Regions from separate parts of the Homo sapiens genome. Here region 1 is linked to region 2. A link is a loop called in an ENCODE intact Hi-C map of the cell type or tissue named here. Cell type or tissue: Caco-2. All regions are shown on one strand. Links, peaks and the distances in the headings refer to the core of each region. The heading gives the core; the rest is flanking DNA.

Region 1 (5,371 bases), core at 141-5,140, 91 kb before region 2:
GTGACATTTGAGTAAAAATGGGAGGAAATGAGTAACGTGCATGTCTTAGGGTAGAGAATTCCTGTAAGATGGAAGGAAGTGCAAAGGCCCTGAGGTGAAAGCTGACAGGGCAGTGGGGTGAGACCAGTGGATTAAGGCCTCATGTGCCATTGCGAGGACTTTGGCTTTTTTTTTTTTTTTTTGAGACGGAGTTTCACTCTTGTCGCCCAGGCTGGAGTGCAATGGCATAATCTTGGCCCACTGAAACCTCTGCCTCCCGGGTTCAAGCGACTCTCCTGCCTCAGCCTCCTGAGTAGCTTGGATTACAGGCCTGCACCATGATGCCTGGCTAATATTTTGTATTATTAGTAGAGATGGGATTAGTATGTTGGCCAGGCTGGTCTCGAACTCCTGACCTCAGGTGATCCACCCACCTCAGCCTCCCAAAGTGCTGGGATTACAGGCGTGAGCCACTGTGCCTGGTCCCCGACTTTGGCTTTTGTTCTGAGTGAGTTGGGAGCCACTGCAGGGCTTGAGCAGAGGAGGGATAGGATCTGAGTTGGATTCTGGGAGGCCACGACCCTAGAAGGGGTGAACTGCAGGTGCACCAGCCCTACCTTTAGGAGCATCCAGGCCCGGGGAGGGGAGGGGGATGGACATTGGACAAATGACTCATATTCGACTTTTTTTTTTTTTTTTTTTTGAGACAGGGTCTCTCTCTGTTGTCCAGGCTGGAGTGCAGTGGCGCAATCATGGCTCACTGAAGCCTTGGCCTCCCAGGCTCAAGTGATCCTCCCACCTCAGCCTCCCATGTAGCTGGGACTGCAGGTCTGCACCACCACACCCTCATATTCCATTTTTTCAAGCATGGTATGTGCTCTGTATACCTCTCCCTTCCTTCATCTGGCTCAAGTCCTGCCCTCTCCAGGGAGCCACTGCCAATTGCAGACACATCTGACTGGGATCAGCTGAGTTCATTGGTCAGACCCTGCATGATCCTTGGGAAGAGGGGCTGAGAGCTCGGCACCGTGGCTCCCCATTGTGACCTGAGCCTGAGGCCATCCTGAAGGTGGGAGAGGGGACTCTGCACAGCCCTGCCCCTCCTGGAGAAACTGCTCAGCAGCCTCTGGTCCCCAGATAGACAGGACACGGCCTTTGTGAAGCAACAGTTTCTTCCATAGGTCTGCCTGGTCCCATCATTTAGGTGACCCCAAGAATAACCCCGAGCTCTGTTGGTCAAGATTCCTGTGGTTGGCCGGGAGCGGTGGCTCAGGCCTGTAATCCCAGCACTTTGGGAGGCCGAGGCGGGCGGATCACGAGGTCAGGAGATCGAGACCATCCTGGCTAACATGGTGAAACACCGTCTCTACTAAAAATACAAAAAATTAGCCAGGTGTGGTGGCGGGTGCCTGTAATCCCAGCTACTCGGGAGGCTGAGGCAGGAGAATGGCGTGAACCCTGGGGGGTGGAGCCTGCAGTGAGCTGAGATCGCGCCACTGCACTCCAGCCTGGGCGGCAGCGAGACTCCGTCTCAAAAAATAAATAAATAAATAAATAAATAAATAAATAAATAAATAAATAAATAAATAAGATTCCTCTGGTTGTAAGGGACAGAAGCTCAGTTCAAACAGAAATAAGTGAAACAAGAAAACCTCCCAGCCCATGTAATGAAGTCAGGCGTATTGGGCTTCTGACCCAGCTGGCTCCAGGGCTCCAACAATCTGGCCACGACGCAGTCCGTCTCCATCTCTGTGCTCTGCTGTCCTCTGTGTTGGCTTCACTCCCAAGTAGGTAGTTTCCATGGGGGACCATGACGACCACTGGCAGCTCCTGGCTTCCACCCCTCAGCTCAGCAGCCTCGGGGCACAGAGAACGTCTCTTTCCCGCAAAACCTGCAGAAGCCCCAGGGCAGGCTCCCATTGGCCTATTGTGGTCACATGTCTGTGAAAACCCACAGAACAGCCCCCAGGAAAGATGTCCACATCAAATACCTGGAACCTGCGGTGCCCACGTATTTGGAAAAGAGGTCTTTGCAGATGTGACTAAGGTAAGGATCCTGGGATGAGGAAATGATTCTGGATTATTTTGAGTGGACCCTAAATACTGTCACGGGTCCTTATGAGAGGGAAGAGAAGACAGAGGAGGAGGCAATGTGGCCATGGTGGCAGAGACTGGAGCGATGTGGCCACAGCCAAGGAATGCCGGCAGCCATCTGAAGCTGGAAAAGGCCAAGAACGAATTCTCCCCCCATGCCCTGAGCCTCCAGAGGGAGCCACAGCCACCCTGACTTCAGGCTTCCAGCCTTAGGGCCATGAGATGTGAATGTCTTTGTTGTGAGCCACCTTGTTTGTGGTGACTTGTTACAGTGGCCACAGGAAACAATGTCCCTCCCACTTCCAATCAGAGTCCAGGAGGATGGAGCATTCTGCATGGTCGCCCTGGGGTCACACATCCCCCCAGGCCAGTGCTGGGTCAGCCCCACCTGGTCCATACCATGGCTCAGCGTGAGGCGGACCAAGTCCACAAGGGAAGGTCAAAGGTGGGCAGGACGGACACATCCAGACAGAAATCACGGATGCCGCTGTGGCTTCTTCTCCCAGAGCAGGAAACCGAGTCTGAGAGGTGGGAGGCACCTCTCCAGGGTCACGGAGCTCAAACTGGCCAGGAAAACTTTCAGCCCAGGGCTTCGCGCCCAGCTCCAGGGCAGGGTGTCTCCAATCTTCCACCTGTAACACCCTGAGAAGTTCCCGGGAGGCGCTAGGTCATGAGTGAGGCCTGTCTTGGGGCCATACCCCTTGTCTCAGTAAGACCAGCCTCATATGTGTCCCCTAAAAGCAATCTGTGCAATAAGGAGCAGCCCAGGAGGCCCTTCTCTCCACATCCCTCATTCTCCAAGGGCGGCTGACACCCGTTAGTGCTCCATCCCCCGGTTTGGAAAACACAAATGTGCAGCGTGGAATGCAACTCACAGAGCAGGCTGCTCTCCTCCCAGAGAGCTTGGCTTCCCTCTGTTCTCTGCCAGGGCCCCGAGGTTCCCCTCTATCATGCTGGGGTGCAAATTCACACGTCCCCACCAATGTGCCTGTGCACATGCCCAAGCACCCACCCATGGGGACACTGGTAGATGCACACGTGTGAGCACAAACCTGCATGTGTGTGCAAAGCCTGTCTACAACACATGCCTGTACCTACACACACGTACACTCCACCATGTATGCACACACGCAGAACCTTTCCCGCCATCTCACACACAGGTGCACACCCCCTGAAACAGTTGAATGCAAACGCCCCGCTGTCTACACAGACCCCACAGACATGGGCCACATCACTCATTCTGAGACCAGACAGCCTGGGTCCAACCCCCAGCTTCACCACTTCTGAACCTGTCATTTGGGTCACATGGTTTAACCCTTGTGAGCCTCAGTTTCCTCAAACCTGAGAAACAATCTCAGATAAAGCCATCATGGGGGTTGCGTGAGTTAATGCATGGAAAGTGCTTAGAAGAATGGCTGGCAAGCAACAGGCATGAGATAAATGTGAGCCCCAAGCACACAGCCCCAGTGCACGTCCACACGCTCCCACATATGCACATGTGTGCACCCACATGCATGCACCTGCATGGATACCTGGCCCAGGCACCACACATGGAGATGAACATTCACATGTGTACAAACAGGTCAAGCCCCCACAGATCATGCTGTGCTGCGCCACACCTGTGTATAGTACTCAAGCATCAGCATCCCCACCCAATCACAGAATGTATATACAGCTGTGCACACACAAATGTGCATCCATGTGTATATGCCCCCCACCCCGCACACACATCCCTCCTCTTCTCAGCAGGGCCAACTGTTCTGTCCCCACTATCTCAGCCCCAACATGGTGCCCTACAGACCTGGGCCTCATCCGGAGCTCCAGGCAGAGGGAGATGGCTGCCCCTGGTTAAGCTCCATGGAACTTTCTTGGATTCTCTTTGTGGAATCACAGAATTATGGAACATTTGTGCTGGAAGGGCCTTAACCTGATCAGGTCTCAAATTGTAAAGATGGGGAGACTGAGGCCCAGGAAGGGGCACCCCCTTGTCCATAGTCACCCATGGAGCAAGGGCCCAGACCAGGAGCTAGTGCACAGAACCCACCTGGCAGCCACTGGACCAGGTCCACAGCAGGGAGAGGGGCATGGGTGATGCTGGGAGGGTGGCAGGGTGGGAAGCCGGGGCATTATGCTGAGATGCCCACACCACAGGGCCAGGGTGAGAGCCCCAAGGGGGCCTCAAACCCAGACCCAGGAGCCTGGATGAGAGCAGGGCTTCCCCAGGGCTGGGGTAGGGTGAAGGCGTCTGTATATATTCAACCAATGTTCACCAGGGGCACAAGGTAATTCAATGGGGAAAAGAAAGTCTTTTCAACAAATGGTTTAGAAGTAAATGAATACTCAAAAAGGGTAAAAATGAACTTCAACCTCTAACTCATACCATACAAAAATTAACGTTAAATAGATTGCAGACTTAAACATAGAAGCTGAAACTCTAAAACTTCTAGAAGGGAACACAGGCATTCCTTAGATAGGATGTAAATAGCACCAGCCATCAAAAAAGATGAATTGGGTTGCATCAAAATTAAAAACTGCTGCTTTTTCTTTTATTTATTTAAACATATGTTCGACAAAAGGCTTGCAGTGCAGAGGCTGGCAGAGCTGAGTTTCTCTTCCCAAGGCCGTGCTCATGCCGGGCAGTGGATCCTCTCCTGCACATGCAGCGCTTGCTGGCTTCCGCATCATCTTCTTCCTTGGCGGCTTCAGGCCTGGGGTCCTAACAGCTTCCCTTCCCTCTGATGCTAGTCCTGGGGGCCGTCACCATCTCTTTGGGGTCCTTTAACCTGCTATCTCCTTGTAAACACTCCCTCCATTGTACACTCCTCAGTTTCCCTCTGCAGATCTGCTATCTGCCTCCTGCTGGGATCCTGCCTGGGACAGAACTGTCGCAGTTGCAGATATGAAGTTTGTCTGGAAGCTCAAACACAGATATGTCAGCAGAATAAAGTTCAACTTCCTACACTGTGGGGGCAAGAGCAAGGGTCAAGGGGAAAGGGTTACCCTTGGAAGCACTGGCTTTCAGACCTTGGGCCTCCCTCCCTCCCTCCCCTCCTCCCCTCTGCTCCCTCCCTCCCTCCTTCACTCCCTCCCTCCCTTCCTTCCTTCTTTCCTTCCTTCCTTCCTTCTTTCCTCCTTCCCTCCCTCCCTCCTTCCTTCCCTTCCTCTATTTCTCTTTCTTTCTTTCTTCTAGGGTTTTGCTCTGTCACCCCGGCTGAAGTGCAGTGGCAAGATCATAGCTCACTACAGCCTTGAACTCCTGGGCTCAAGTGATCCTCTCACTTCAACCTCCTGAGTAGCT
Region 2 (5,371 bases), core at 240-5,239:
TTTAATTAGCAGGGGACACACTAAGCTATGGTCTCCTGCAGGCTCCATAAACATCCATGAAATCAGCCTGGTGACTCCAAGCTCGGTGCAGACTGCAGGGACCCATAGTGGCCAAGGGGCCCCCACCCCCGGTCTGGCTCTCAGAACAGCCTCCAGGAGAAAATGCCAAGCCATCCGGACTCGTGGCAGCTGCTCAACCTGGCAAGTTCTTTCTTGCAAATTGAGATCCAGGCTGTGATCTGGGCTGGCTCTGCACATTCTGGTGCCTGTTATCTGCTGGTTGGAGCTGCCTGGACGCCTCTGAGGGCTGCTTGTGCGTGGGTGGGGGCTGCTTTTGAACACATGGCGGCCCCATCAGCCTCGCCTTCTCCACTTCTGGCCTTATTAAATGATGGTTATTGTAGGGAGGATGCAGGGCCAAGCATCCTCTTATGCAGCACCGTGAGATGCGGGGTGTCCAGTGTGCCAGGAGAAATTCAAGCCTCATTTCCCTCTGAGACACTGGGATGAGGCCACGTGCAGAGTCTCAGCGCCCGGATCGCAGGTGCGTTGTCTGAGTCTGTGCATGAGGTGCCAAGGCCTGGCCCTGGGCTGTGTGGGATGAGATTGAAGTGTGTCTGATGGGAGGGCCCAGGTCACACCCACTAGGGGCCAAGAGTACACAGATGTAGACGCCAGTGCCTGCCCAAGTCACCCAAAACGGAGAAAGGGAGGCTCTGGGAAGCCCTCGGGCCAGAGGCTGATGACGTGGCATCTTCGAGGGGACTGCCCGCTGCTCAGGGCAGAAGGGGACATCCTGATGCGGCACCTGTGATAGCCCCCCCACCGTTCCTGCCCCTCAGACCCACTGTCCCTGGAGACCTGCAGAGGGAATCCCCGCAGACGAGAAGGCATCTCTGTCACTTGCTTTGTCTCCCCTTGGTCACGGCAAACACATGCTCACAGCCCTCAGGTGACAAGCCTCTGTTTCTGCCCCCTTCTGATTCCTCTGCTCCACGGGTGTGGCCACTGCTCCTGGCTTGCAGTGTCTGTGCGGCTATGACAGCCCAGGTTCCTCTCAGGGCGGGTGTCCCTCCTGCAGAAAGCTCACCCTGTCTCCTGGGCCCCGGCCCTGCTCCTGAACAGAGGAGGGAAGGATTGGGGTGGTGGCTGATGAGTTCTCATGTGAAGGACTGGGGTGGTGGCTAATGGATTCTCATGTCACCTCTTTCCCATATTCCCCTGGGCTCTTCCTTCAGAGCCTCCACCCTGCACCCTGATGACTCACTGCGTCTCATGTAGGAAGTCCCCAATGACATCTCATGCCCTGTACACAGGTCCCTGCAGCCTGGGCCCCTCCCCAGCTCTGCTACCTCTGGCGGAAACCCCACTTTCACCCCTCCCTCCTTACATCTGGTGGGGATTGCAGGGGGCTTGTTGGAGGGAAGCTACATGTGAGACCCACATGATGCACCAACCCTCACTGTGCAGACCCCACCCCATCTATTTTCTTCTATCCCTTCTGCAGTCAACACAGCCCTGGCTGTGCATTTGGCCCTCTCTTCACGGGGCTGTGTCTGGGCAGATGGGGCTGGAAAACAACTCGCTGGGCCCAGCTGGGGTGTGTTGTGAATGTCACAGCCCGGCCTGTGCAACAGGAGGCTCCAGGATCCCTTTAGGGATAGGGCAGGGGGCGGGAGAGTGCAGGTTAAATGGGATGGGCAGGGGCAGGAAGGCAGCAGGGGTGATTAATTTTTCTCGAATCGTTGCCAGGCTACCTTTCAATTCCTTGTCTATGGCCCAGGCACAAAGAAAGCTGATGTTCTGCTGCCAACCTGGCTTGTCTTTTAATCATACCCTTTGCTTGTCAGTTTAGACACCTTGGTATACTCTCATTGCTTTTTAGCAATCTTTGCAACTTGCTGGACTTTTCCACCCAAATAGGAAGAGCAGATCATGTGTACTGTGTGTCAGGCACTGTGCTAAATGCATTAGCTATTTCAATCCTCACAATAGCCCTATGAGATGGGCACTATCATTATCCTTATTCTGTAGATGTGGAAATTAGCACAGAGAGGTTAATTAACTAGCCCAGAGTCACTCAGCTACTGAGTGGCAGAGCTGAGATTTGAACCTAGGCAGCCTGGCTTCAGGGCCTATGCTCTTAATCTCTCACTGTAGGGGCTCTTAAGTGAGTTTCCAGCTTCCATGGCTTCAGTTGAAGGGACTTCTCTGTGGAGGCAGGGCTAGGAGGAAGTTTATCCATGGGTCCTACAGCAGCCATCTAGAAGGATGGGATTGGTTGTGACTCAGACTCTACCCTTGCTTCTGCCTCTGCCGGGAGCTCTGTCCCCTGGCTCATCCCAGTATCTGCTCCTCCTCCCTCCTCAGGACTCAGGTACAGCATTGCAGAGGATGTTTGCTGAGCACTTGCTATCTGCCAGGCACTGTGCTAGGTGCAGGGGATCTTGCAACAAACAAAATTCCTGCTTTTATGAAGCAGACATTCAGTAAGTGGAGAAGGAGAAACAAATCAGTGAAAGGTACACATGTCAGCTGCTAATCCATGCTACAGGGAGACATTCAGCAGGCTTGGGGATAGGAAGCTCCAGGTATGTGGGAGGGTGTGTTAGCTTCCTGTGGTTGCTGTGACAAATCACCACCAACTTGATAGCTTCAAACAGCACAGATGGACTCTGTCCTAGCTCTGGAGGTCAGGAGTCTGCCGTCGGTTTTACTGGGCTAAGTCAAGGCGTCAGTAGGGCTGGCTCCTGCTAGAAGCGCTGAGGGCAGGATTCTTTGCGTTTTCAGTGTCTGTATTTTCTTTCTTTCTATTTCTTTCTTTCTTTCTTTCTTTTTTCTCTTTCTTTCTTTCTTTCTTTCTTTCTTTCTTTCTTTCTTTCTTTCTTTCTTTCTTTCTTTCTTTCTTTCTTTCTTTCCTTCTTTCTCCTCTCCTCTCCTTTCCTTTCCCTTCCTCCTGTCCTTCCTTCCTTCCTTCCTTCCTTCTTTTCTCTCTCTCTCTCTCTCTCCCCAACACCCCGCCCTGCCATCTTTCTTTGTCTCTTTCTTTTTTTTAGAGGCAGAATCTCACTCTATTGCCCAGGCTGCAGTGCAGTGGTCCAATCTTGGCTCACTGCAGCCTCTGCCTCCTGGGTTCAAGATATTCTTCTGCCTCAACTTCCCAAGTAGCTGGGACTACATGTGTGTGCACCATGTCCGGCTAATTTTTTTTGTGTTAGTAGAGATGGTATTTCACCATGTTGGCCTGGCTGGTCTCGAACTCCTGACCTCAAGTGATCCACCTGCCTCTGCCTCCCAAAGTGCTGGTCTGGCCTGTGTTTTCCTTTAAGCCCCTTGTATTCCTGGGCTCGCGGCCCCTTCCTCCATATTCAAGCACATGATTCCAGTCTCTGCCCTGTCACTATAGCTCCTCTGACTCAGACTCTCCTGCCTCCCTCTTATAAGGACCCCTGTGATTACACTGGGCCCAGCCAGGTCATCTAGAGTCATCTTTCTATCTCAAGATCCTTTACTTAATTACATCAGCAAAACCTCTTTGCAATGGACATATACACAGGTCCCAGGGGTTTGAATGTAGACATGTATGGGGGGCCCTTGTTCAACCCCCTATGGGGGGTGGTTGTTGATTTTCAGTAGGATGGTCAGGGAAGACCCCGCTGAGAAGCCACCATTTGAGCAAAGACCGGAGGAGCTGAGGCTGTGGGCCAGGATGACAAGGGTGGAGCCTTCCAGGCAAAAGAATAGTGAGTACAAAGCCAGCAACAGGTGTGCTGGCATGTTCCAGGAAAATCAGGGAGGGAGCCACAGCTGCGGCCGAGTGAGGAGAGGAGCAGCGGGAGGTGAGGTCAGAGAAGCCTTGGGGGCAGAAGCTGCGGGCCTCATGGTTATCATGAAGCTCGGGGTTTTACTCTGAGTATGTGGAAACCATGGAGAGTTCTGAGCAGAGGAAGCACAGGACCTGACCTGGGTTTCACAGGCTTCCTCTGGCTGCTGTGTGGAAAATAGGGAAAGCAAGAGTGGAAGAAGGGAGGCCTGTCAGGAAGCTTTTGCACAATGGCCTTGGTGAGAAAGATTCATGGCTTGGAGCAGATGCTGGGATGTGTCCCCCACATCCCCTTTCAGGAGCAGGCATGCATGCCCCACTGCCCAGGGGGTTGCCTGCTGAGAGCTCACAGCTGAGACCCTCCCCAGAAAATGCCCCTGGCTGACAGGAGCTGCTTTGCCCAGTCACCCTTCCTGGGGTCCCTCCATCTCCAAAGACTAGTAGTAAACACAGGGGTCTAAAGGTCCAGCCCCTTGACTCGATTCATCACAGCTCTGAAGGGCCGTCTTTGCTGCAGACTTCCTCAAAGGATGGATTGCAAAGTCATGCGTAGAGTGTGCAGGGCTCAGGTGACTATCTATATGTCTGTCTATATTTTAGGATCCCTGTCTATATGAGCAATTTGTTAAAATATATATTTCAAAATTCCTGAGCCCACATGAAATCTATTGATGTATCCACAAAGGTGTAGAATAATGGATAGAGAAGGGGTACTTATGTGGTTTATTGTCCAACAGATTGTGTGAAAGTTTTTTGTCATGTCCAAGCAGCACCTCCTTCTGGTCAGGCCCACGTTATATACGAGAACAATGGAACAAGTCGAAGACAAAGCAACACGTCCCCCTGTAAAAACTGTCAGTGTAACTGTCCACTTCCGTATCTGTCCAGTCACTTAACAAATATTGACAGACCATCTTTAAACACAGGCTGCTGTGCTGGTGTCTGGGACACAGCGGTGAGTAAGAGCCGTAAGAGCCATCTGATCTCATGACACTCTCAGGAAGTTCCAGTCTATGAGGATGGACAGCATGCAGGTCAACACATAAACATCATTCAGACTGTGAAAGATACAATAAAGGACACAGATTGGGAGATGGGATAAAGAGTCATGGGGGTGGAGCTACTGTCTCATTTTGGGTGGTCTGGGAAGGCCTCTCTGAGGAGGTGACATGTGGGCTGAGTCCTGAAGGATAAGAAGGGGCTGCCATGGGTGATTTGAGGGAACAGCACACTAGGTGGAAGGAACAGCAAGTGCAAAGGCCAGAGATCAGGAGGATCAGAGATGGGGACAGAGTATCTAAGAAATTGGGAGAGTGGTAAGAGATGGGGATGTAGAGACACTGTCAGGTGAGATAGGGAAGGGAGCCAGGTGTGGTGGCTGACACCTGTAATCCACCAGCCTGGGCAATGTGGCGAGACTTCATGTCTTAAAAAAAAAAAAAAGCCAGATGTGGTGGCACATGCCTGTGGTCCCAGCTACTGAGGAGGCAGGAGGATCATCTGAGCCTGGAAGGTTGAGGCTGCAGTGAGTCAAGATCATGCCCCTGT

Evidence for each region. Hi-C counts contacts between places; a loop is a spot of excess contacts. Peaks named below come from ENCODE experiments on the same cell type or tissue, not always from the same donor. Only the 100,000 strongest peaks of a DNase experiment are listed, where the experiment ranks them.
Region 1: it touches region 2 in a loop (2.4-fold over the local background); 1 of 110 quality-filtered maps calls a loop at or near these places.

The regions. Positions count from the first base shown.
Region 1 is chr20:48,575,467-48,580,837 of GRCh38, reverse strand. No RefSeq gene overlaps it. Among named protein-coding and RNA genes, the nearest start is that of LINC00494, 220 kb to the right of the region's middle. In Caco-2, for the core only: a CTCF peak has its summit at 2,219 (motif pointing right); a DNase peak (open chromatin) is centred at 2,242.
Region 2 is chr20:48,484,697-48,490,067 of GRCh38, reverse strand. No RefSeq gene overlaps it. Among named protein-coding and RNA genes, the nearest start is that of LINC00494, 130 kb to the right of the region's middle. RefSeq lists a silencer at 518-718 and enhancers at 729-828, 1,229-1,358. In Caco-2, for the core only: no CTCF peak of the experiment used is centred there; DNase peaks (open chromatin) are centred at 1,274, 2,667 and 4,706.